Linked DNA regions of Homo sapiens: region 2 is linked to region 1. Evidence: read pairs that join two places in POLR2A ChIA-PET (ENCODE). Cell type or tissue: IMR-90. All regions are shown on one strand. Links, peaks and the distances in the headings refer to the core of each region. The heading gives the core; the rest is flanking DNA. Region 1 has its middle 69 kb from the start of LMNB1-DT. Region 2 overlaps PHAX (phosphorylated adaptor for RNA export).

Region 1 (12,724 bases), core at 1,969-9,968:
CTATCTCAGCTCACCGCAACCTCTGGCTCCTCCCACATCAGCCTCCCAAGTAGTTGGGACTACAGGCGTGCGCCACCACCCCAGCTAATTTTTGCTTTTTTTTTTTTTTTTGGTAGAGATGGTGTTTGGCCATGTTGCCCAGGTTGGTCTTGAATTCCTAGGTTTAAGTGATCCACCCACCTCAGCCTCCCAAAGTGCTGAGATTATAGGTGTGAGCCACCATGCCCGGTCCAAAGGTAACCGTTTAAAATATATAATACAAATTCAATTTAGTATAATCACAGAGCTGTGCCATCATCACCACAACGTGATTTTAGAACATTTTTGTCACTCCAAAAGACCATACCCATTAGCAGTCACTCTATTTCCCTTCCCTCACAGCTCCTGATAACCACTATTCTGCTCTCTCCATCTATGATTTGGACTATTCTGAGTGTCTCATATAATTGGCCTCACACAATATTTGCCCTTTTCTGTCTGGCTAATTTCAGTTAGCATGTTTTCAAGGTTAATTCATGTTGTAGCATGTATTGGTACTTCATTCTTTTTCATCAGTGAATGATATTTTATTGTATGGATATATCACATTTTGTTTATCGGTTGATGGACATTTGGGTTATTTTTACTTTTTTGCTATTATTAATAGTGCTTCTATGAACATTCATGTACAAGTTTTTGTGTGTACATATGTCTTCCACATATTTCTCTTGGATAGATGCTTGGGAGTAGAGTTGCTGGGTCATATAGGAAGTCTATGTTTAGCATTTTGAGGAACTGAAAAACCGTTTTCTAAAGTGGTTGCATCATTGTACAGTCCCACTAGCAATGTCTGAGGATTTCAATTTCTCCACATCTTCAACAATATCTGTTATTATCTATCTTTTTTGTTACAGCTATTCCAGGATGTATTAGTCAGCTTGAGCTGCCATAACAAAATATCATAGATTGGCTGGGCATGGTGACTCACACCAGTAAACCCAGCACTTTGGGAGATCGAGGTGGATGGATCACCTGAGGTCAGGAGTTCGAGACCAGCCTGGCCAAACTGGTGAAACCCTGTCTCTACTAAAAATACAAAAAATATTAGCCAGGTGTGGTGGCGCACACCTGTAATACCAGCCACTTGGGAAACTGAGGCAGGAGAATTGCTTGAACCCAGGAGACGAGATGGAGGTTGCAGTGAGCCAGATCCCACCACTGAACTCCAGCCTGGGCGACACTGCAAGACTCTATCTTAAAAAAAACAAAAAAACAAAAAAACAAAAACACAAAAACAAAAACACACCATAAACTGGGTGGCTTAAACAGGAATTTCTCACGTTCTGGAGGTTAGGACGTCCAAGATCAAGGTATCAGTTTGACTCCAGGTGAGGGCTGTCTTCTTGCAGGACCCTATCCTTATGACCTAATTAACCCTAATTACTTTCATAAAGGCTCTATCTCCAAATACTATCTCATTGGGGGTTAGGGTTTCAACATATGAATTTTGTGGGGCCACAATATGTAGACCATAACATAGAAAGTATAAAGTGGCATCTCATGTTTTTGATTTGTATTCCCCTAGGAGTAATGATGTTGTGTATCTTTTCACGTGTTTATGAGCCATTCATATATCTTCTTTGGAGAAATGTCTATTCAAATCCTTCGTTATTGTTACATTTAGTTTTTGTCTTTTTATTATTTGAACAGTAAGTCCTTTGTATATTCTGGATAAATTCCCTTAACAGATACATGATTTGCAAATATATATATATATATATATATATTTTTTTTTTTTTTTTTTTGAGACAAAGTCTCCCTCTGTCACCCAGGCTGGAGTGCAGTGGCGTGATCTCAGCTCACTGCAGCCTCCGCCTCCTGGGTTCACACCATTCTCCTGCCTCATCCTCCCGAGCAGTTGGGATTACAGGCGCTGGCCACCACGCCTGGCTAATTTTTTGTATTTTTAGTAGAGACGGAGTTTCACCGTGTTAGCCACGATGGTCTCGATCTCCTGACTTTGTGATCCACCCACTTCGGCCTCCCAAAGTGCTGGGATTACAGGCTGAGAAACACATATTTTCTAAAGTAATCATTTTTAATTATAAAATGTCACAAAAACACAAACTTCTGCAAATACTGGAATTACCAAAAAAGCAAAGAAAACAAATTACATTGTGAAAGAATTAAATTATGAAAACAGAAAACATAAAAGAAAATCATAGAACCAAGACCAGATATGTCTATTATATCAAACAATCAGGCCAGGTGCAGTGGCTCACACCTGTAATCCCAGCACTTTGGAAGGCCCAGGTGGACAGATCGCTTGAGCCCAGGAGTTTGAGACCAGCCTGGGCAATATAGGGAGATACTGTCTCTGCAAAAAAATGAAAAAAATTAGCTAACCATGGTGGTCTACACCTGTAGTCCCAGCTACTCAGGAGGCTGATGTGGGAGGATCTCTTGAGCCTGGGAGCCAAGATTGCCTTACTGTACTCCAGCCTGGGTGACAGAGTGAGACCTTGTCTCAAAACAAAAAACAAAAACCCTGAACAAAATTTACATAGTAGAAATAATATATGTCACATTTTCTAATTGCAATGTGATAATAGTAGACTTACAGTATCACAAAATAACAAGGTTCTTCTATCCAAATGTGTAAAGAAAACAAATACTCTCTTACATAACTCTTGGTTCAAGAGGGATATTCTATACTAGGTAGCCATAACTTGTAAATGAAAATGATGCACTAAAAATTAAAGCACACCGAAGTTCTTGAATTGTTCAGGAGGTGAACAGAATCATCAGTTTTTGACTTTGTCAAATAACATGTGAGTATCTAAAAATTTGGGGATTGCCAGTGAGAAAAATAAATAGCATGTGTAATTTCTAAACTAGTAGAAGCAAATGGAGCCCTAAAGAAAAATTTAGCAGTATGGCAGAAAGGCAGAAGTCAGAAAAATTTAGCAGAAGGCAGAAAGGAGTGGGGAGAAAAGCAAAGAAAGTAAACAGAATTTATAGAAATAAGTCCAAATATATCAAGAATAATGATACATTTGGCCAGGCATGGTAGCTCACGGCTGTAATCCTCAGTGCTTTGGGAGGCCAAGGCGGGCAGATCACTTGAGGTCATGAGTTCGAGACCAGCCTGGCCAACATGATGAAACCCTGTCTCTACAAAAACTACAAAAATTAGCCCGGCGTGGTGGTGCATGCCTGTAATCCCAGCTACTAGGGAGGCTGAGGCAGGAAAATCGCTTAAACCGAGGAGACGGAGGTTGCAGTGAGCTGATATTGCACCACTGCACTCCAGCCTGGGCAACAGAACGAGACTCCATCTCAAAAAAAAAAAAAAGTTACTAAGGTTTAAACTACATTATTAACAAGCTAGATTAAATGGACATGTATAGAACCCTGCACCAACAGTTAGAGAACTCACATTCTTTTCAGGCACATGGAACATTTTCAAAATTGACATAGTAGGCCATGAAGCAAATCTCAACAAAGTTTGAGGAATCTATTTCAAACAACCAAATAGTTTGAACAAATATAATGAAATTTGAAAATAATAATTAAGTGCCAGCCAATTACCTTATACATTTGGAATATTTAAAATACTTTTTAAAGTAAGCAGTGAGAGGTGGGAGGATCACTTGAGACTGGGAGTTTGCAACTGTCTTGGGCAATATAGCAAGACCCCATCTCTACAAAAATAAAAAATAAACAAGGAATGAAAGAATAAATAGAAATGTAAAAACAAACAAACAAATAAATAAAGAAGTTTAAGTCAGGCTGTATTTTGAACTTACCAACAATGAGAACACTACTCACTAAAATTTGTCAGATGCAGTTGAGAAAGGATTTGGAAAGAACCAATAGTCTTAAGATGCATACATTAGAAAATAGAAAATATTAACAAATAAATAAACTAAATATCCAATGCAAGTTAGAAAAAAAAAAACCAGAGTCATCCCAAGTAAAAGGCTGGAAATAAGATAGCAGTAGAAGTTAATGAAATAGAAAGCAAAGAAGCAAGGCCGGGTGCGGTGGCTCACGCCTGTAATCCCAGAACATTTGTAGGCTGAGACAGGTGCATCACTTGAGGCCAGGAGATCAAGACCAGCCTGACCAACATGGTGAAACCCCATCTCTACTAAAAATACAAAAATTATCTGGGCATGGCAGCATGCACCTGTAATCCCAGCTACTGGGGAGGCTGAGGCAGGAGAATCACTTGAGCCTAGGAGGCGGAGGGTGCAGTGAGCCGAGATCGTGCCATTGCACTCCAGCCTAGGCAACAGAGTGAGACTCTGTCTCAAACAAAAAAAGAAAGCAAGGAAGCAATAGGAAGTATAAATAAAATCGAGGCTGAATCTCTACAAAGACCAGTAACGTAGACTATCATCTGGTGAAGCTGGGCACAGTGGCTCACACCTGTAATTCCAGCACTTCGGGAGGCCAAGGCAGGTAAATCAACTGAGGTCAGGAGTTTGAGACCAGCCTGCCCAACATGGTGAAACCCGGTCTCTACTAAAAACACAAAAGTTAGCTGGGCTTGGTGGTGTGCACCTGTAATCCCAGTTACTTGGGAGGCTGAGGCTGGGGAATCGCTTGAATCTGGGAGGCAGGGGTCATAGTGAGCCGAGATTTCACCACTGCCCTCCAGCCTGAGCAACAGGAGACTCTCTCCGGAGGAAAAAAAAAAAAAAAAAAAAAAAAAAAAAAAAACCTCATCTGGTGAAATTTTTCAAGGAAAATGAGAGTTGAGGCAGAAGTAAATAATATTAGGAAGGAAAAACAGGATATAACGTAGAGAGTTTAAAAAATTCAAAAGATAAAAACTATGGACAACTGATGCCATTACATTCAATTACTTTGGCCAAATGATTAACTTTCTAGAATAATTCAAGTTAATAAACTCACTCAAGCTGATTAAACAAACTTGTAATTGTTAAAGTAGCAGGATCAACATTTAAGAATATACCCAGGGAAAGCATCAAGGCCAGAAAATTTTACAGATGAGTTTTGTCAAGCTTCAAAGATCTGATAATTCTTATTATCTACAAATGTTTCCAAATACTAGAGAAACAGAAAACTTACTCATGATGCTTAATGTGTAATTTTGATATCAAAACTTGAGAAGAAAGTCATGAAAAAAGAAGATTATAGCTCATTATTGGTTATACACATAGAAGCAAACATCCTAAATAAAACATCTATAAATAAAATCCAGCAATATGTGACTAAGTAGACATTATCCCAGGGATGTAAAGATGGTTTAAGATGAGAGAATCTATTAATATAATATACCACACTAACAAATTAAAGGACAAAAACTCATTTTAATCAACATAAAAAGGGCACTGACAAATTTTGATACTTCTTCAAGATTAACAACAACAAAAAATTAACCAAAAAAAAAAAAAAACAATTAGCTAAAAATCTGTTTCTTAACCTGATAATAGTAATCTCCAAAAACCTACAGCAACCATCATACTTAATAGTGAAATAGTAGAAATATTCTTATTAATGCCTGGAATGAGAAAAGGATGTTTGCTGTCACTGCTTCTATTCAACATTGAACTGAAGATCCTAGACTATGCAAGAAGTCAAGAAAAAAAGTGTAAGGATTAAAAAGGTTAAAACAAATTCATCATTATATATAGAAAGTATAACTCTCCACATAGAATATTAAGAATATATATGGGAAAACTATTAAAAATAGTAGGAGAATTTGACAAGGTTGCTGGGTAACAGACTAAAGCAAAAAACAAAACAAGGTGACAGAGGGGAGTTTCTGTATATCATTGTAAACAAAAATAAAATGCAACTTTTGATCACTATCAGCTACAGATTTCTTGGTTCCTTCTCTACTCCCAGTGCTTCACTTGACTAGCCTAAAAACAAAAAAAGAAAAAGAAAAAAGGAAAGATAATTCAACTTTTTTTTTTTTGAGATGGAGTCTTGCTCCGTTGCCCAGACTGGAGTGCAATGGCACCATCTCAGCTCCCTACAACCTCCGCCTCCCAGGTTCTAGAGATTCTCCTGCCTTAGTCTCCCAAGTAGCTGGGATTACAGGTGCCCGCCACCATGCCCAGCTACTTATTTTTTTTTAGTAGATACGGGGTTTTGCCATGTTGGCCAGGCTGGTCTCAAATTCCTGACCTCAGTTGATCCGCCTACCTTGGCCTCCCAAAGTGCTGAGATTACAGACATGAGCCGCTGCGACTGGCCGAAAATGTAACTTTTTTTTTTTTTTTTTTTGAGACAGAGTTTTGCTCTTGCTGCCCAGGCTAGAGTGCAATGGCATGATCTCGGCTCACTGCAACCTCTACCTCCCAGGTTCAAGCGATTCTCCCGCCTCAGCCTCCTGAGTAGCTGGGATTACAGACACGTACCACCAGGCCTGGCTAATTTTGCATTTTTAGTAGAGATGGGGTTTCTCCATGTTGGTCAGGCTGGTCTCGAACTCCCGACCTCTGGTGATCTGCCCGCCTCGGCCTCCCAAAGTGCTGGTATTACAGGTGTGAGCCACTGTGCCCAGCCCAAACATAACTTTTTAAATAGTTTGAATAGAATTTTTCCTTTTTTCCCCAATTACTGCAGCTAAGGCCAAAAGTGAAGTAAAAGGCACTAAGTTCCACACATTTTAAAATCGGCAGACTGCAACATGTGGAGATAATTATGTCCCAGAGGGCTTATTGAGATGAGCCAGAACCAGATCTTCCATCACTCACTCTCCAATCAGTCAATAAAAAGTAAGCACTTAGAAGAAAGTTTAGGGACTGTATTTGTCAGCTTTTGCTGCAGCAACAAACATTCCTTAAATCTCAGTGGCTTACAACATCAGATATTTATTTCTTGTCTGCAGTAGAGAATGACAGTGAGTTGGCTGTAGGTCTGCTGAACTCACTGGATTTTTGTGTTTGCTCATCTTCTCTTTCAAAGACCCAGGCTGAAGAAACAGCCACTGTCTGGAACATGCTGTTTTCATGGAGGAAAGCAAAAATTCAAGAGAAGAAAAACCAGCCCACTCAAGTGTTTTTGCTTGAGACAGAGGCTTATTCTGTCACCCAGGCTGGAGTGCAGTGATGTGATCATGACTCAATGTAGCCTCGACCTCCTGGGCTCAAGCAATCCTCCCACCTCAGCCTCCCGAGTAACTGGGACTACAGGTGCAGGCCACCACCCCTGGCTAATTTATTATTTTTTGTAGAAACAAGATGTCCCTATGTTGCCCAGGCTGGTCTTGTACTCCCGGGCTCAAGCAGTCCTCCTGCCTCAGCCTCCTAAAGTGTTGGGATTATAGGCATGAACCACCCAGCCCAGCTCACTCAAGTGTTTTTTTTTTTTGTTTTGTTTTGTTTTGTTTTGTTTTTTTTAGACGGAGTCTCGCTCTGTAGATGGAGTCTCGCTCTGTTGCTCAGGCTGGAGTGCAGTGGTGTTATCTCGGCTCACTGCAACCTTCGCCTCCCGGGTTCAAGCAATTATCCTGCCTCAGCCTCCTGAGTAGCTGGGATTATAGGCATGCACACCACATCCAGCTAATTTTTGTGTTTTTAGTAGAGATGGGGGTTGTCTCACCATGTTGGCCAGGCTGGTCTCGAACTCCTGGCCAGTCTCGAACTCCTGGCCAGTCTCGAACTCCTGGCCTCATGTTGATCTTCCCACCTTGGCCTTCCAAAGTGCTGGGATTATGGTGTGAGCCACTGTGCTAGTGAAGTTTTTTTTTTTTTTTTAACTGCTTGAATAAAGAGAAAAACAAAAACAAAAACAAAAAAAAGAAAAAAACTTCTGCTTGAGGGTGGCATACATTATATCCATTCACATGAACAAAGCAAATCACATGGCCAAGCCAAAGTATAAGCTAGGGAGAGTCCAGTCAGCTAGAGAAGAATGGAAAGGACAAGAGGAAAACAAATGAGAGTAAACAAATAATATAATCTACCCCATTAGCCTTTGGGGGAGTAAAGGCTCCTGCGGATAAACTATATCCTTTCCACATGCAGGGAAAAAAGAACGTATTTATCTTCTTCAAAGACAAGAGGAGGCCAGGCATGGTGGCTCACGCCTGTAATCCCAGCACTTTAGGAGGCCGAGGTGGGCGGATCACCAGAGATCAGGAGTTCAAGACTAGCCCGGCCAACATGTTGAAACCTCGTCTCTAATAAAAACACAAAAACTAGCTGGGCATTGTGGTGGCTGCCTGTAATCCCAGCTACTCAGGAGGCTGAGGCAGGAGAATCGCTTGAACCTGGGAGGTGGAGGTTGCAGTGAGCCGAGATGGCACCACTGCACTCCAGTCCAGGTGACAGAGTGAGATTCTGTCTTTTTATTATTATCATTATTTTTTTAAAGAATCTTTAAATACTGAGACTAGTTGCAAAAACATTTGCAGACTGGCATTGTAATCAGCTGGATGTGTTTATACAGTGGATGACCTGCTCTTCTTTGCTTCATGAGCAAGGGGAAATAAAATATGAAAGAGATGGCATGTGGGAGGACTGCCAGAAAGAGAGAAGGCCAGGATTGTGCCCCTGCCCCCACCTCATTCAAGTCTCCAGACAGTCAATACATCCAGGAAATGTCCATTAGCCTGAGAGTTTGTCATGAATTTTGAATAAAATAGAAGACCATCAAGAACCAGATTGCTACAGATTGGGAAGCACAGAGACAAGAACCTCCGAGGGATGTGAATGAGTGCCACTGACTGGGGATCACCCTGAAGATACCACCGAATCAGGTAAAGGGTCACCAATGCTTGGTGAACTGAACTGAGGAAGGTGGCATGTTTCCTGTTTTATTGGCACACATAGAAAACGAAATGGAGCTGGGCACAGTGGTTCAGGCTTGTAATCCCAGCACTTTGGGAGGCCGAGGTGGGTGGATCACCTGAGGTTGAGTGTTCAAGACCAGCCTGGTCAACATGGTGAAACCCTATCCCTACTAAAAATACAAACATTAGCTACGTGTGGTGGTGCACACCTGTAATCCCAGCTAATTGGGAGGCTGAGGCATGAGAATTGCTTGAACCCAGGAAGCGGAGGCTACAGTGAGCTGAGATTGTACCACTGCACTCCAGCCTGGGCAACAGGTAAGATCCTGTGTCAAAAAAAAAAAAAAAAAAAAAAGGCCAGGCATGGTGACTCATGCCTGTAATCCCAGCACTTTGGGAGGCCAAGGCAGGCAGATCACCTGAGGTCAAGAGGTCGAGACCAGCCTGGCCAACATGGTGAAACCCCATCTCTAATAAAAACAAAGATTAGCCAGCTGTGGTCGTGGGTGCCTGTAATCCTAGCTGCTTGGGAGGCTGAGGCAGGAGAATGCTTGAACCTGGGAGGCAGAGGTTGCAGTGAGCCAAGACTGCGCCATTGCACTCCAGCCTGGGCAACAAGAGTGAAACTCTATCTAAAAAATAAAATAAAATAAAATGGAATGGAAAGGCAGGTACAGAGGCACATACCTGTCATTCCAGTGATTTGGGAGGCTGAGGCAAGAGGATCACTTGAGCCTAGAAGTTCAAGGTCAGCCTAGGAAACAGAGAAACCCTGTCAATTAAAAAGAAAAGAAAAGAAAATGAAATAGAAGAGTAGTTATCATCAGCCAAGGAGAGGATTTCAGCCTCATCCAGTTGAGTAAAGAGAAATTTGCCCATTGTCCTTTCCTTTCTGCCCTGTGTGAAGGATTCAATGTGCTGAGGCAGCGAGAGGGAAAGGTATAAAAGAACAGATGTTGCTGTTTCCATGCCCTCCTGCTAGCCTCTCCACATACACAGATTTTAAGCTGCAGAGTCAAACAAATCGATACAGGAGAAAAAGGAAGATAGAATTAAATGGAGTTTGAGATTACCATCTTTAAAAAGTGTTAAATATTGGCCGGGCATGGTGGCTCATGCCTGTAGTCCCAGCCCTTTGAGAGGCCAAGGCGGGCAGATCACCTGAGGTCAGGAGTTCGAGACCAGACTAGTTAACATGGTGAAACCCCATTTGTACTAAAAATACACACACACAAAAATTAGTTGTGTATGGTGGTGCACACCTGTAATCCCAGCTATTTGGGAGGCTGAGGCAGGAGAATCACTTGAACCCAGGAGGCAGAGGTTGCAGTGAGCCAAGATCGCACCATTGCACTCCAGCTTGGCAACAAGAGCGAAACTCCGTTTCAAAAAAAAACAAAAAAGTGTTAAATATGAAAACGAAACTATTCTGATCATTGAAAGTAACTGAAAACTATGGAATCTGGGCATTATGTTGCTATCTAGCAGAGAAGGAGGACTTTATATACTAGAATGTAGGGACATCCCATGGGAAGGAAATTTTATTATTTTTATTTTTATTTTTTGAGACTGAGTCTCGCTCTGTCACCTAGGCTGGAGTGCAGTGGCATGATCTCAGCTCACTGCAACCTCCACCTCCCAGGTTCAAGCAATTCTCCTGCCTCAGCCTCCTGAGTAGCTGGGATTACAGGTATGTGCCACCATGCCTGGCTAATTTTTGTATTTTTAGTAAGGACGGGGTTGGCCAGGCTGATCTTGAACTCCTGACCTCAAGTGATCGGCCTGCCTCGGCCTCCCAAAGTGCTGAGATTACAGGTGTTAGCCACCATGCCCGGCCAGGAAGGAAACTTTTATATTTAGAACCCTGTGAATTACTAACCAGGTAATAAGTTTAAGATATTTTAAAAACTGATACTACATCCTAATTGTAAGGTCCTCTGAGCGGGGTACACCATGGTCGAGCCATTGTGACCTCTGTGACCCACACATACAGGCCTCCTGGAGTCACAAAGCCTGGAGCAACAGGAGAACCACTAAAGAAGAAGAAACAGCTAGTTACTGCCTTAACTGATTAACCGACCTTGCAACATTCCCATTGTGATATGTTCCCGCCCTACCCTAGCTAATCGATCGACCTTGTGATATCATGCCTTGTGACCTCCCCCAAACCTCGTGACTATGCACCTTTTGACATTCTTCCCCTGCCCCTCCAAAAAACTGCCCCTAACTGTAACTTTCCACTACCTACCACAAACCTATAAAACCAGTTCCACTCCCACCACCCTTCGCTGACTCTCTTTTTGGACACAGCCTGCTCACACCCAAGTGAATAAACAGCCTTGTTGCTCACACTTAGTCTGTTCAGGGTGTCTCTTCACTTAGATGCGTGCATAACACTAATAAGAGTGTCATTGATGATTACAATAAACTGTATCAGATAATTAAGACAACATTTAAAAAAATAAAGCTTCTTATAGATTATAAAATTTTATTGCAGGACATAAAAAAATACTTAAATGGAGAAGTAGACGATGTTCATGGATGAGGAGAATCAATATGATAAATATGGAAATTATCCCCAAATTAATTTATTGAGTTAAAGCAATTATTGCCACAATTGCTGCAGCACTCTTTCCTTTATTTATTTATTTATTTTTTTCTTTTTTTTGAGATTGAGTATCACTCTGTCACCCAGGCTGGAGTGTAGTGGTGCAATCTCGGCTCACTGCAACCTCTGCCTCCTGGGTTCAAGCAATTCTCCTGCCTCAGCCTCCCTAGTAGCTAGGATTACAGGCGAGCACCACCATGCCTAGCTAATTTTTTGTGTGTTTTTAGTAGAGATGCAGTTATGCCACGTTGGCCAGGCTGGTCTTGAACTCCTGACTTCAGGTGATCCACCCTTCTCAGCCTCCCAAAGTGCTGAGATTATACACGTGAGCCACCGTGCCTGGCCGCACTTTTTCCTTAATTCGGCATGTTGACCTTAAAATTCGTATGGAACACACCTGTAATCTCCGCACTTTGGGAGGCGGAGGAGGGCGGATCACCTGAGGTCAGGAGTTGGAGACCAGCCTGGCCAACATGGTGAAACCTCGTCTCTACTAAAAATACAAAAATTAGCCGGGCATGGTGGTGCATGCCTGTAATCCCAGCTACTTGGGAGGTTGAGGGAGGAAGATCACTTGAACCTAGGAGGTAGAGGTTGCAGTGAGCCAAGATTGTGCCACTGCACTCCAGCCCAGGCAACAAGAGTGAAACTCTGACTCAAAAAAAAAAAAAAAAAATATATATATATATATTCATATGGTATACATATATATATTCATATGGTATATATATATTCATATGGTATATATAGTATATGGTGTGTGTGTGTGTATATATATATATTCATATGGTAAGGACAAAAGAAAAACCAAAAAGAAGAAAAATTAGAAGAAGGAATTCACCTGAACAGACACAGAATCTTTTATTAAAACTTGGAGTAATTAAAACAGCATGGAATGAAAACAGGGGATTGAAAAAGTTTCGAATATTGTACTTTAAAAAAGCAGTCTGTATTTTTAGTAGAAATGGGGTTTCACCATGTTGGCCAGGATGGTCTCGATCTCTTGACCTCATGATCTGCCCGCATCAGTCTCCCAAAGTGCTGGGATTATAGGCGTGAGTTACTTGGGAGGCTGAGGTAGGAGAATTGCTTGAACCCGGGAGGCAGAAGTTGCAGTGAGCTGAGATCGTGCCACTGCACTCCAGCCTGGCGACAGAGTGAGACTCCATCTCAAAACAACACCACCACCACCACCACCACCAGCCTGGATGCAGGCCTTACATATGTGGGAACTTAATATATCATAGAAGTGGTCTTACAAACTACTGGTCTATTTAGTATATGTGGTGGACAATGAGAGAAAAATATTCCAGAGGTTGAGATCATGGGCTTTAGAGCAAATCTACCAAAGATTGACAGCT
Region 2 (12,724 bases), core at 1,667-9,666, 83 kb after region 1:
AAGATTCCATCTCAATAAATAAATAAATAAATAAATAAATAAATAAATAAATAAGCAAGCTGGGCGTGGTCACATGTACTTGTGGTCCCAGCTATTTGAAAGGCTGAGGCAGGAGGATCACTTGAACCCAGGAGATCGAAGCTGCAGTGAGCTGTGATTGCACCACGGCTCTCCAGTCAGGGCAACAAAGCAATACCTTGTCTCCAAAAAACAAGACAAAACAAAACAAAATAAAACAAATTCCTTTTTGAGTAGAACATCATTCTTATAATGAGCAATTAAAAATGAAGATGTTTGTGACACAAATTTGACACATACTAGAAAATACGTTGAACTGAACAATTATTCAGTAATTAAAAAATAATCACTTCAAATTAACATTCTGTATTGGTCCGTGGCTGATTTTCCTCTTTATATATTGCGTATGCCACCTACAGTCAACCGATTTTCAACAAAGGTGCCAAGAACACACACGAGGGAAAAGACAGTCTCTTCAATAAACAGTGCTGGGGAAATTGAACATCCCCATGAAGAAGAATGAGACTAGACCCCTACCTCTCACCATACACAAAAATCAACTCAGAATGGATTAGGATTAAATGTAACTTGAAACTACAAAACTACTAGAAAACATACAGAAATACTCTACAACATTGGGCTGGGCAAGGTTTTTTTTTTTTTTGAGACGGAGGTTCTCACTCTGTCACTCAAGGTTGAGTGCAGTGGCACAATCACGGCTCACTGCAGCCTCAACCTCAATCAATCGTGGGCCCAGGTGATCTTCCCACCCCAGCCTCCCAATAGCTGGGACCACAGGTGTGCACTACCATGCCTGCCTAATTTTAAAAATTTTCTTTTTTTTTGAGACAGAGTCTCACTCTGTCACCAGGCTGGAGTGCAGCGGTGCGATCTCAGCTCACTGCATCTTCCGACTCCCTGGTTCAAGCGATTCTCCTGCCTCAGCCTCCCGAGTAGCTGGGATTACAGGCATGTGCCACAACGCCCAGCTAATTTTTGTATTTTTAGTAGAGACAGCATTTCACCATGTGGGCCAGGATGGTTTTGATCTCCTGACCTCATGATCTGACCGCCTTGGCCTCCCAAAGTGCTGGAATTACAGGCGTGAGCCACCGCGCCCAGCCTAATTTTTAAATTTTTTATAGAGATGGGGTTTTGCCATGTTGCCCAGGCTAGTCTTGAACTCCTATGCTTATGTGATTCACCCACTCAAGCCTCCCAAAGTGCTGGGATTACAGGTGTGAGCCACTTTGCCTGGCCCAAGGATTTTTAAAATAAGACCTCAGCAAAACAGGCCAACAAAAGCAAAAATAAACACATGGGATTACATCAAACTGACAGGCTTTTGCACAGCAAAGGAAACAAGAGTGAAGAGACAACCTACAGAATGGGACAAAACATCTGCAAAATATATATCTGACAAGGGGTTAAAAACCAGACTACATAAAGAACAGTGAAAAATGACCAATCTGATTTAAAACTGGGTAAAATGACTGGGTGTGGTGGCTCATGCCTATAATACCAGCACTTTGGGAGGCTGAGGCAGGAGGATTGCTTGAGCCCAGGAGTTCGAGACCAGTGTGGTGCTAAGCATGATGGATCCTCAGGCAGGAAGATCGCTTGAGCCTGGAAGGTCGAGGCTGCAGTGAACCATGACTGTGCCACTGCACTCCCAGCCCAGGCAACACAGCGAGACACTGTCTTAAAAGGTGAAAGATCTTAGTAGACATTTCTCAAAAGAACACATGCAAAGGTCAAGTAATGAAAAAATGCTCAACATCACTATATACTGCACAACTGATATGTGTCCCATTTATGTTTCACCATCTATTACATGCAGCTCAAGAGTGTAAATCCAATTTGTTTAAACTCAAACCAATCCAGCCTATTTTATCCCCTAAGATTTGTCATATTGCAGAATATTTTAGGTTATGAAAACTGATTTTAATAAAGAAAGGTTACTAGTGAGGATAAATGCTTAAACTACTATAACAGAGAGGTGGATGGTTATTAGTGTAAGTCCTACCCACTGGCAAGTAGAAAAAATATTATTAGGCTAAGCAGGAAGAATTACTGCAAGATATGCTGGTTTGATGAGAGCATAAACTAAAAGAATACATACCTAAGAACAGTTTGCACATCTTGATTTGGATAGCCAGAAAGGTTCAGAGTCATCTTAGATAATTTTTTATTATATTTTTGGAGATGGAGTCTAGCTCTGTGCCCAGTCTGGAGTGCAGTTGCATGATCTTCGTTCACTGCAACCTCCGTCTCCCGGGTTCAAGCAATTCTCCTGCCTCAGGCTCTCAAGTAGCTGGGACCACAGGCACACACTGCCATGCCCAGCTGATTTTTTGTATTTTAGTATAGACGGGGTTTCACCGTGTTGCCCAGGCTGGTCTCGAACTCCTGAGCTCAGGCAATCCGCCTGCCTCGGCCTCCCAGTGTTAGAATTACAGGTATGAGCCACCATGCCGGGCCGATAAATTTTTAAAGAACCTTAAAAACTGCCCTTTCCTCAGCTGCTGCCAAGGTGCTTGGTCATTCCAAGGAAGCTAAGGCCACATTGGGGTGAGAGCCTCACTTCATCCGGCGATTAGCACCTCATCCAGCAGCGCCAGCCCCACACACACCCGTGCCATGGCCTCCCTCTCCGAGCTCGCCTACATCTACTCGGCCCTCATTCTGCATAATGATAAAATCAATGCCCTCATTAAAGCAGCTGGTGTAAATGTTGAACCTTTCTGGCCTGGCGTGTTTGCAAAGGCCCTAGCCAATGTCAGCATCGGGAACCCCATCTGCAATGTAAGGGCTGGTGGACTTGCAGCAGCTGGAGATCCTACCCCCTCCACTGCTGCTGCTTCAGTTGAGAAGAAAGTGGAAGCAAAGAAAGAAGAATCCGAGGAATCTGATGAGGACATGGGCTTTGGTCTTTTTGACTAAACCTCTTTTACAGCATATTCAATAAAAACCTAAACTTTGAAAAAAAGAAATAACCTTAAAAATTGAAGCACTGCTTTCTGTATGGCAGTAGGATGCAACACAAGCCAGAAATCTGAGTGGTTTCCAAATGTTAAAGAAACAACTATTGGCTGGGCGTGGTAGCTCATGCCTGTAATCCCAACACTTTGGGAGGCTGAGGCAGGTGGATCACCTGAGGTCAGGAGTTTGAGACCAGCCTGGCCAACATGGTGAAACCCTGTCTCTACTAAAAATACAAAAAAATTAGCTGGGTGTGGTGGCGTGTGCTTGTAATCCCAGCCACTTGGGAGGCTGAAGCAGGAGAATCGCTTGAACTCGGGAGGCGGAGGTTGCAGTGAGCTGAGATGGTGCCATTGCATTCCAGCCTAGGCAACAAAAGTGAAAACTCCGTCTTAAAAAAAAAGAAAAAGAAAAAAAAAAACAACTATTGCTAAAAAACCAGGAAGGTGTGGGGAAGAAACAATCTTGATGAAGATAAAGTAGCTTCAGGCATCAACGCCCTTTAAAAGGCATAACTTTTGCTAGAAAAATTGGCAATATTTACATTAATATGTGGCATTTAAGTATTCAGAATAATTATCTTTCTTAATGTACTATTTCTAAAATCACCTCCCATAAATTGTCTTAGGGTCAATATCCAATTACCTTTTAAAAATATTTTTCTTGGCTATAGCATTTTTATGAAAAAACATTCAAGATTTAAAAATATAATCACTTGAAGCTCATTAAGGACTGCCAAAAATCTAATTTTATTTTTGCATCCTTTATAAATAAAAAGCAACCGATAACCACTTTCCTCTTAGATCCAACTTCAATGACCACATTCTCAGAACTACCAAAAGACTTCAAGTACACTGTCTGTAAGGAACAGTTTATAATTGCTGAATTTTACATTTTTGCTTAATATACAACATTTCTGCTTAATATATCAAGCATATTTTTGCTTAATATATTTTTGTAAACTATAGTTAACTCTTGGAATGTCTAAACTACCTTATTTTCTTCATTAATAAAAATGAGTAATTTAAAACTTCATGCACATGTAACATTTTACTATTATTATTTTTGAGACAAAGTCTTGCTCTGTCACCCAGGCTGGAGTGCAGTGGCACGATCTCGACTCACTGCAACCTCTGCCTCCTGGGTTCAAGTGATTCTCCTGCCTCGGCCTCCCAAATAGCTGAGATTACAGGCATGCACCACAATGCCCGGCTAATTTTTTGTATTTTTTTTTTTTTTTTTGAGAGGGAGTCTCGCTCTGTCGCCAGGCTGGAGTGCAGTGGCGTGATCTCGGCTCACTGCAACCTCCACCTCCTGGGTTCAAGTGATTCTCCTGCCTCAGCCTCCCTAGTAGTTGGGACTACAGGCATGCGCCACCACGCCCAGCTAATTTTTGTATTTTTAATAGAGACAGGGTTTCACCATGTTGGCCAGGATGGTCTCGATCTCTTGACCTTGTGATCCACCCGCCTCCACCTCCCAAAGTGCTGGGATTACAGGTGTGAGCCACCGCGCCCGGCTAATTTTTTGTATTTTTTGTATTTTTAGTTGAGATGGGGTTTCACCATGTAGACCAGGTTGGTTTTGAACTCCTGACCTCAAATGATCTACCTGTCTCAGCCTCCCAGAGTGCTGGGATTACACACATGAGCCACTGCGCCGGCATATGTAACATTTTAAATACCTGACTTCCTTAACATAAGGTAAGACAGTCTTAGGCAGGCTGCCACTGGGAATGTTTTTTTCTTTTTCTTTTTTAAATTAGAGACAGGGTCTCACTACATTGCCTAGATTGGTCTCAAACTCCTGGGCTCAAGCAATCTTCCTCTCTTGGCCTCCCAAAGTGTTGGGATTGCAGGTGTGCGCCACTAGGCCCAGCTTGAAAAATTTTTTAATGCATGTGGTAATCCACAGGAGATCACATTTAGTATATGACCAAGTTAATTAAGAAGTCAAAAAACACGTTAAATTTAAGCAGAATAAGGCTGGGTTCGGTGGCTCATGCCTGTGATCCCAGCACTTTGGGAGGCAGAGGTGGGCAGATCATTAGGCCAGGAGTTCGAGACCAGCCTGGACAACATGGCGAAAGTCTTTACTAAAAATACAAAAATCAGCTGGGCGTGGTGGTACACACCTGTGATCCCAGCTACTCAGGAGGCTTAGGCACATGATCGCTTGAACCTGGGAGATGGAAGCTGCAGTAAGCTGAGATCCTGCCACTGTACTCCAGCCTGGGTGACAGATCAAGACTCTAACTAAAAAACCCCCCAAAAAACAAATAGTTACTTGGAAAACTTCCGACATTTATTTACTTCTGGACAAACAAATGAGTGGGAAGAATCATCAGTATACACCTCTTAATTGTATTTTTTTTTTTTTTTGAGACAGAGTCTTGCTCTGTCGCCCAGGCTGGAGTACAGTGGTACGATCTCAGCTCACTGCAACCTTTGCCTCCCGGGTTCAGGTGATTCTCCTGCCTCAGCCTCCCGAGTAGCCGGGATTATAGGCATGGAGAACCACACCTGGCTAGTTTTTGTATTTTTAGTAGAGATGAAGTTTCACCATGTTGGCCTGGCTGGTCTCAAACTTCTGACCTCAAGTGATCTGCCCGCCTTGGTCTCCTAAAGTGTTGGGATTACAGGCGTGAGCCACCGTGCCTGGCCAATGTTAGTTTTTATCCTTAAAATTGCCTGAGTTCTTAGAACACAGAAAAAACAAATTTGAATGCATTTCTAACAGCTTAATAATTTATATGTCCCATTATGATTTTAGCGGAATGTTTTAAAGCAAAGCATAATTCACTGCAAAGATAAACCTGAAAAAGCAAACAAACTTACAAATGGTATGTTATGACCTAGACAAAACTGATTATCAACTAGTAATACTCATAATTAGCACATGCAACAGATTGAGAAATTAAATCCTGTGCTATATACTCTTAAGTATTTTGTCAGATATATCTTTAAATGTTCTATCAATTGCATTCCTTTCCACACATATTTTAAACAAGAAAACAATTGTCTTTCCTCCAGATTCTCATGTTTATCAGTGCAAAACGTTGCAATCTCAGTAAAAATGGTTTATTACAATGTTATTTTAGAAAGGCTTAGTCCTCAAACTGTTGAAAATGTACTTAAAAGATGTCCAAATCATGAGAATGATCAACTTCAATGGCTTCCTCTGCCTCCAACTTGGCTTCTGCATGTCCTTCCTGTGACTCATCAAGAGAGGCCAAGGCCTCATTCGTGTCACTTGCAAAAGTTTCTCGTGATGTATCATCATCTTCTTGAAAATTTAGACTTTTAATAGCTTGTTTCATCTTTTTCCCCAACACTTGTGTTCTCCTCTTCCTAGCAGCTTTTTTATTTTCATATTCCTTTTGGTTTTCAATGTAGAAAATGTCCTGTAATAAAGGAACAAAGTTAGTAAACAAGAACTACCACGTTATTAAAGGTTTATTCCATGACTGTCCCTTTAAAATCATTATCTCCATTTCTTACAAAAAATACAAGTATTATTAGGCTCATTATTAAGATGGAGTTCAAGATATTAAGTAAGTACTCATTGCAAGATTGAAACTGATTTAAACCCAGCCTAGTGTTAGGTTTAGGGCCCATGCTTATTCTACCTTAATGTATCATCTCTACAGTTAAAAATTTCCTAAATGAAGGCTGGGCATGGTGACTCATGCCTGTAATCCCAGCACTTTGGGAGGCGGAGGTGGGTGGTTCACTTGAGGTCAGGAGTTGCAGACCAGCCTGGCCAACATGGTGAAACCCTGTCTCTCCTAAAAATACAAAAAGTAGCCGGCTGTGGTGGCACACACCTGTAGTCTCAGCTACTAGGGAGGCTGAGGCAGGAGGATCATTTGAACCCAGGAGACAGAGGTTGCAGTGAGCCGAGACTGTGCCACTGCACTCCAGCCTGGGCAGCAGAGCGAGACTGTGTCTCAAAAAAAAAAAAAAAAAACCCAAAACCAAACCAAAACAAAAAGTCAAAAAGTTTTGGAGCATTTTGGATTTTCAGATTAGGGATTGTCAACCTGTACTAAAACAGAGACGGTTCAAAGGTTTAAAAAAGAAGCTAGTGTAGGCAGGACACACTTCTGGGACCCTATTATCTCCTGGGCAGGGATTCCAAAAAGCTCAAGCCAAGCCAGTCCCTGTTATATTCTTAAAGAATACAAATCCCAATCCCTTCTTGTTTATAAAAAGCACTATGGAAGATGGTGGGATGAAGGAGACTCTCTCCTAAAATTTATGCTAAATAGTTACAAGCAGCACACAGAATTAACAGAGGAAGGTGTAAAGATCTTTGAAATGAAGAGGTAAGGGGAAACTTCAGAATATGAGTGTTTTGATGAAGAGAAATAAGAAAAGTATTTGCTAAAGAGGAGGAACTGAGGAGGGAGAAGGAGGGTACATACGTGAGAAAAGACAAAGGTAAATTCAGAATATAATGAGGCTTGCTACCAGTTATCAAGTGAGTACTTTTACGTACCAGGCATTTTGCTAAGGACTTTACACACACATTAACTCATTTCGTCCTCACAAAAGCCTTATGAGGTAGTTAACTATCCTTGTTTTCAGATGTGGAAAATGAGGCACAAGATTACAGGGCTACCATGTGAAGGTATGAAGTCTGAACTCACATATGATTTCTCTAATATTCTCCTTTTTAAAAGTTTTTGATAGAGATGGGGCCTCGCTGTCACCCAAGCTGGAGTGCAGTGTATAATTATACCTCACTGCAGCCTCGAATTCCTGGACTAAAGCAATCCTCCCGCCTCAGCATCCCAAGTAGCTGCTGATTTCTCCTACATTCTTATTTTTTTTCTTCTTCTTTTTTTTTTGAGACAGAGTCTGGCTCTGTCACCCAGGCTGGAGTGTAGTCGTCTGATCTCGGCTCACTGCAATCTCCATTTCCAGGGTTCAAGCAATTCTCATGCCTTGGCCTCTAGAGTAGCTGGAACTACAGGCGTGAGCTACCACACCTAACTATATTTTGTATTTTTAGTGGAGATGGGGTTTCTCCATGTTGCCCAGGCTGGTCTCCAACTCCTGGCCTCAAGTGACCCACCTGCCTCGGCCTCCCAAAGTGCTGGGATTACAGGGGTAAGCCACCGCGCCCGGCCCAATGTTCTTAAAATCTATTATACTGCCTTCACAAAAGTGTGATGATTTGCAATTTTTTCCAAGAGTTCACTTACCTTTAATTCAAAGAATATGAAGAAGCCACAGTAGAAGCATTTTCATTTTATATGGAAGCATATCCAAGCATCTTGCTAAGAATTCTAAGTAGTATAATGCTTGGTAACACTGAGTAAATTTTACGAAACTGCCCTTTTCTCTCCAAATATGGCAAGCCTTATTAAAAAGAAACTTTGGCCAGGTGTGGTAGCGCATTCTTGTAATCCTAGCATTTCAGGAGGCCGAGGTGGTCAGATCACTTGAGGTCAGGAGTTCGAGACCAGCCTGGCCAATATGGTAAAACTCCATCTCTACTAAAAAAAAAAAAAAAAAAAAAAAAAAAAAATACAAAAATTAGGCTGGGTTTGCTGGCTCTCGCCTGTAATCCCAGCACTTTGAGAGGCTGAGGCGGGCGGATCACGAGGTCAGGAGATCGAGACCATCCTGGCCAACATGGTGAAACCCCATCTCTACTAAAATACAAAAAATTAGCTGGGCATGGTGGTGCGAGCCTATAATCCAAGCTACTTGGGAGGCTGAGGCAGGGGAATCACCTGAACCCGGGAGGCAGAGGTTGCAGTGAGCCGAGAGCGCGCCACTGCACTCCAGCCTGGCGATAGAGCAAGACTCCATCTCAAAAAACAAACAAACAAACAAAAACACAAAAATTAGCCAGGCGTGGTGGCGGGCACCTGTAATCCCAGCTACTTGGGAGGGTGAGGCAGGAGAATTGCTTGAACCCAGGATGAGCCAAGATCTCACCACTGCACTCCAGCCTGGGCAACAGAGCTAGGAGACTCCGTCTCAAAAATTAAAAAAATAAACAATAAACAAAATAAAAACAAACTTCATTCCCATGCGTTATGAATTTAATAGAACAAAGTGGGAAATGGTCCCCAAAATGTTGTTGCAACATGTTGTTAATATCTTTATCACAAATGCAGACAGGTAATTTGAGGGAAAATTTCCCCCCTCCCATCCATATCTATATATACTTAACTCTCCAAGTTAAGGATCTAACTCTAGTGTTTTAGCTGAGCTTTTTTTTTTCTTTGAACAAAGCAAATAAAGTTTTAACTATTGCTTTTTTCCTTCAGAAAACTTTGTATTTTTCAAAACAAAACTTAATTGTGAGGTCATGTACCCAAATGGAATTTTAAAACAGGAAAACAAACTTAGTCAAGTTCTGGCTTCTAAGTTCTACATATGGTGACTGTTAGCAATATAGCAATTAAAAGAATAATTATAACATCATCATTTAGGTGGCATCTGAAATAAATGATCTATAATAAAATTTTATTGGTCAGGCATGGTGGCTCACACCTGTAATCCCAGGACTTTGGGAGGCCCAGGCAGGAGGATTGCTTAAGGCCAGGAGTTTGAGACTAGACTGGGCAATATAAGACCCTGTCTCTACAAAATATTTTAAAAATAAGCTGAGAGTGATGGCATGTGCCCTACAGTCCCAGCTACTAAGGAGGCTGAGGCAAGAGGGTCACTTGAGCCCTGGAGTTTGAGGCTACAGTGAGCTACGATAGTGCCATTGGACTCCTGCCTGAGTGATAGCAGGAGACCTACCTCTTCAAAACAAAACAAAACTGCCAGGTACAGTGGCTCACACCTGTAATCCCAGCACTTTGAGAGGCCGAGGCATGAACATCATTTGAGCCCCAGAGTTCAAGACCAGTCTGAGCAACATAATGTGAGACCTGGGTGACAGAGTGAAACCGTCTCTTTTTAAAAAGAATTTTTTGGCCAGGCGCAGTGGCTCACTCCTGTAATTCCAGCACTTTGGGAGGCCGAGGAGGGTGGATCACCTGAAGTCAGGAGTTTGGGACAAGCCCAGACAACATGGTGAAACCCTGTCTCTACTAAAAATACAAAAATTAGCCGGGTGTGGTGGTATGCCTGTAATCCCAGCTACTCGAGAGGCTGAGGTGAGAGAACTGCTTGAAGCTGGGAGGCGGAGGATGCAGTGAGCCGAGATCGTCCACTGCACTCAGCCTAGGGGACAGAGTGAGACTCTGTCTCAAAAAAACAAACAAACAAAAGAATGTCCTTGTAAGTCAACATTTCCCTATTATTAGATATTCCAAGTGTTTCTATTTTTTGTTATTATAATGCAAAGTTTCTGGTAGTTTGACATAAAAACTTTCTAGTATTAAAATCCTTTCCCTAAATGAGCTGGAATAACTGAATTACAAAGACATAATACAGTGAAAATAACTCCAACATGGTTTTGGAGTCAGAGTGGTCTGTGTGATCTCAGGCATATAATTTTGATTATTCTCCATTTGTAACATTCACGGTGATACAATGTGGTGAAGATTAAGTTATATAATATTAATCTTTGGTCCAGTGGGAGGAAATCAATAAATGTTACAGTATTTCTTTTCTCCTGCCTGAGAATATTATTTGTCCAAGGTTTAGTTACTTAGAAGGTATCTTTTAAGTACATACTTTTTGTCAAGAATTACTTTGGGTGAGAGGAGAGAACATTAGAGTATAATCTTTGCTACCACTCAACAGTTGTGTTCCTAAGGAAACTTACATTGTTACAAATCATGTTACTGAAACAGTTGTTACAATGAAATGAAAAAAGTAGTTACTAGAGATTTTAGATTTACAGTAACATTTCCTATAGGAATGTCAATATAGCAGACTCTATTAAAATGACTGTTAAGAGAACAGCCAGAAAACTTAAGGAAAAAGAACACTGAGCAGATGCAAAATGCAATTACCTGGACCAGCTCAAGGTAAGTTGCTTTATCTGTCATCATTAGCATTACAGTCAGTATGGCTAAAAGACACATTCCTATTACCTTTATCACCATTGTTATCATAAGGAAAATGTGCGGCTACTCAAATACAACAGCTGTGATAGATGTGCACCACCTCTTTCCTATGCAAGAGTTTAGTTCTCAATCTTTAGTCTATGAATAAATGCTAAGTGCAAATCATGTTCTCGGATTAACAAATTAAAAGAAAACAAATTTTAAGTTTTGAAAAATCCATACTGTAGAAGAATGTCCGTAAAAGATATTCCCAGTAACACAAACATGATTTAAAATACTAAAGAGTCTACACCTTCTAGTTTATAATACTGGAGACAGAAGAATGAATGAAAGCCACAAGGAGACAATCACCAAAATATAATAAGGTAACCTAATATTCTGTAAGATAACCACCTGTAACTTTTTTTTTTTTTTTTTAAAGACAGAGTCTTGTTCTGTCACCCAGGCTGGAGTACAGTGGTGTGATCTCGGCTTACTGCGACGTCCACCTCCCAGGTTCAAGCGATTCTCCTACGTCAGCCTCCCGAGTAGCAGGGATTACAGGCGCCCGCCACCATGCCTGGTTAATTTTTGTATTGAGTAGGGTCGGGGTTTCACCATGCTGGCCAGGCTGCTCTTGAACTCCTGAACTCAACTGATCTGCCCACCTCGGCCTCCCAAAATGCTGGAATTACAGACAGGAGCCACCACGCCTGACCTAACCATCTTTAACTCTTCAAAAGGTCTAAATCATGAAGGAAAATGTGGGGTTAAAAAGAATAAAGGAGGGCCAGGCAAGGTGGCTAACACCTGTAATTCCAGCACTTTCGGAGGCCAAGGTGGGAGGACTGCTTGAGCCCAGGAGTTGGAGACCAGCCTGGCCAACATGGAGAAACTCCGTCTCTACAAAAAATACAAAAATTAGCTGGCCATAGTGGTGCATGTCTGTTGTCCCAGCTACTTGGGAGGCTGAGGGTCATCTAAGACCAGGGAGGTCAAGAATGCAGTGAGCTGTGATGATGCACTCCAGCTGGGGCAACAGAGTAAGACTTTGTCTCCGGCCGGGCGTGGTGGCTCATGCCTGAATCCCAGCACTTTGGGAGGCCAAGGCAGGCAGATCACGAGGTCAGGAGATCGAGACCATCCTGGTTAACATGGTGAAACCCCATCTCTACTAAAATACAAAAAATTAGCTGGGCGTGGTGGCGCAAGCCTGTAATCCCAGCTACTCAGGAGGCTGAGGCAGGGGACTTGCTTGAACCCGGGAGGCAGAGGTTGCCGAGATCATGACACTGCACTCCAGCCTGGCGACAGAGCAAGACTCCATCTCAAAAAAAAAAAAAACAGTTTTTAAAAAAAGACTTTGTTTCCAAAAATTAAAAAAAAAAATTTAATTAAAAATATATAATACAGGAGGAGATACAACAAATGGAATATGGAAACCTAGACTGTATTCTGCTTAGGGGGAAAGTATATAAAATATATTCTTGGGACAAATTAGGAAATTGGAATAAGGTCTAGATATTGAATACTATGAAATTGTTTTTATTTCTCTTAGGAGTGATAATGGGTCTTGTGGTTATGTAGGGTATTGTCATTACTGGGAGATACTTTTTTTTTGTATTTTTTTTTTGGTGGGGGATGGCACCAAGCTGAAGTGTTAACTGTACACTCACTCCAGACTCATTGCCTGCCCTTACGCTTGTTCAAATAATTAGAACTAAGCATCTGATGCTTGTTATTTATTTCCACATGGAACAG

What was found. ChIA-PET counts read pairs that join two places held together with the same protein. Peaks named below come from ENCODE experiments on the same cell type or tissue, not always from the same donor. Only the 100,000 strongest peaks of a DNase experiment are listed, where the experiment ranks them.
Region 2: POLR2A ChIA-PET joins it to region 1 with 10 read pairs; 2 of 35 experiments call an interaction of 5 or more read pairs at or near these places.

The regions. Positions count from the first base shown.
Region 1 is chr5:126,701,321-126,714,044 of GRCh38, reverse strand. No RefSeq gene overlaps it. Among named protein-coding and RNA genes, the nearest start is that of LMNB1-DT, 69 kb to the left of the region's middle. In IMR-90, for the core only: no CTCF peak of the experiment used is centred there; no DNase peak of the experiment used is centred there.
Region 2 is chr5:126,618,254-126,630,977 of GRCh38, reverse strand. PHAX (phosphorylated adaptor for RNA export) reads right to left here. Exons shown (of 5, transcript NM_032177.4): 5 at 3,726-6,403. The coding sequence ends at 6,134. It also overlaps the pseudogene RPLP1P7. Among named protein-coding and RNA genes, the nearest start is that of SPMIP10, 7.1 kb to the left of the region's middle. RefSeq lists a silencer at 5,975-6,175 and an enhancer at 11,947-12,479. In IMR-90, for the core only: no CTCF peak of the experiment used is centred there; a DNase peak (open chromatin) is centred at 6,217; H3K27ac peaks cover 1,726 bases.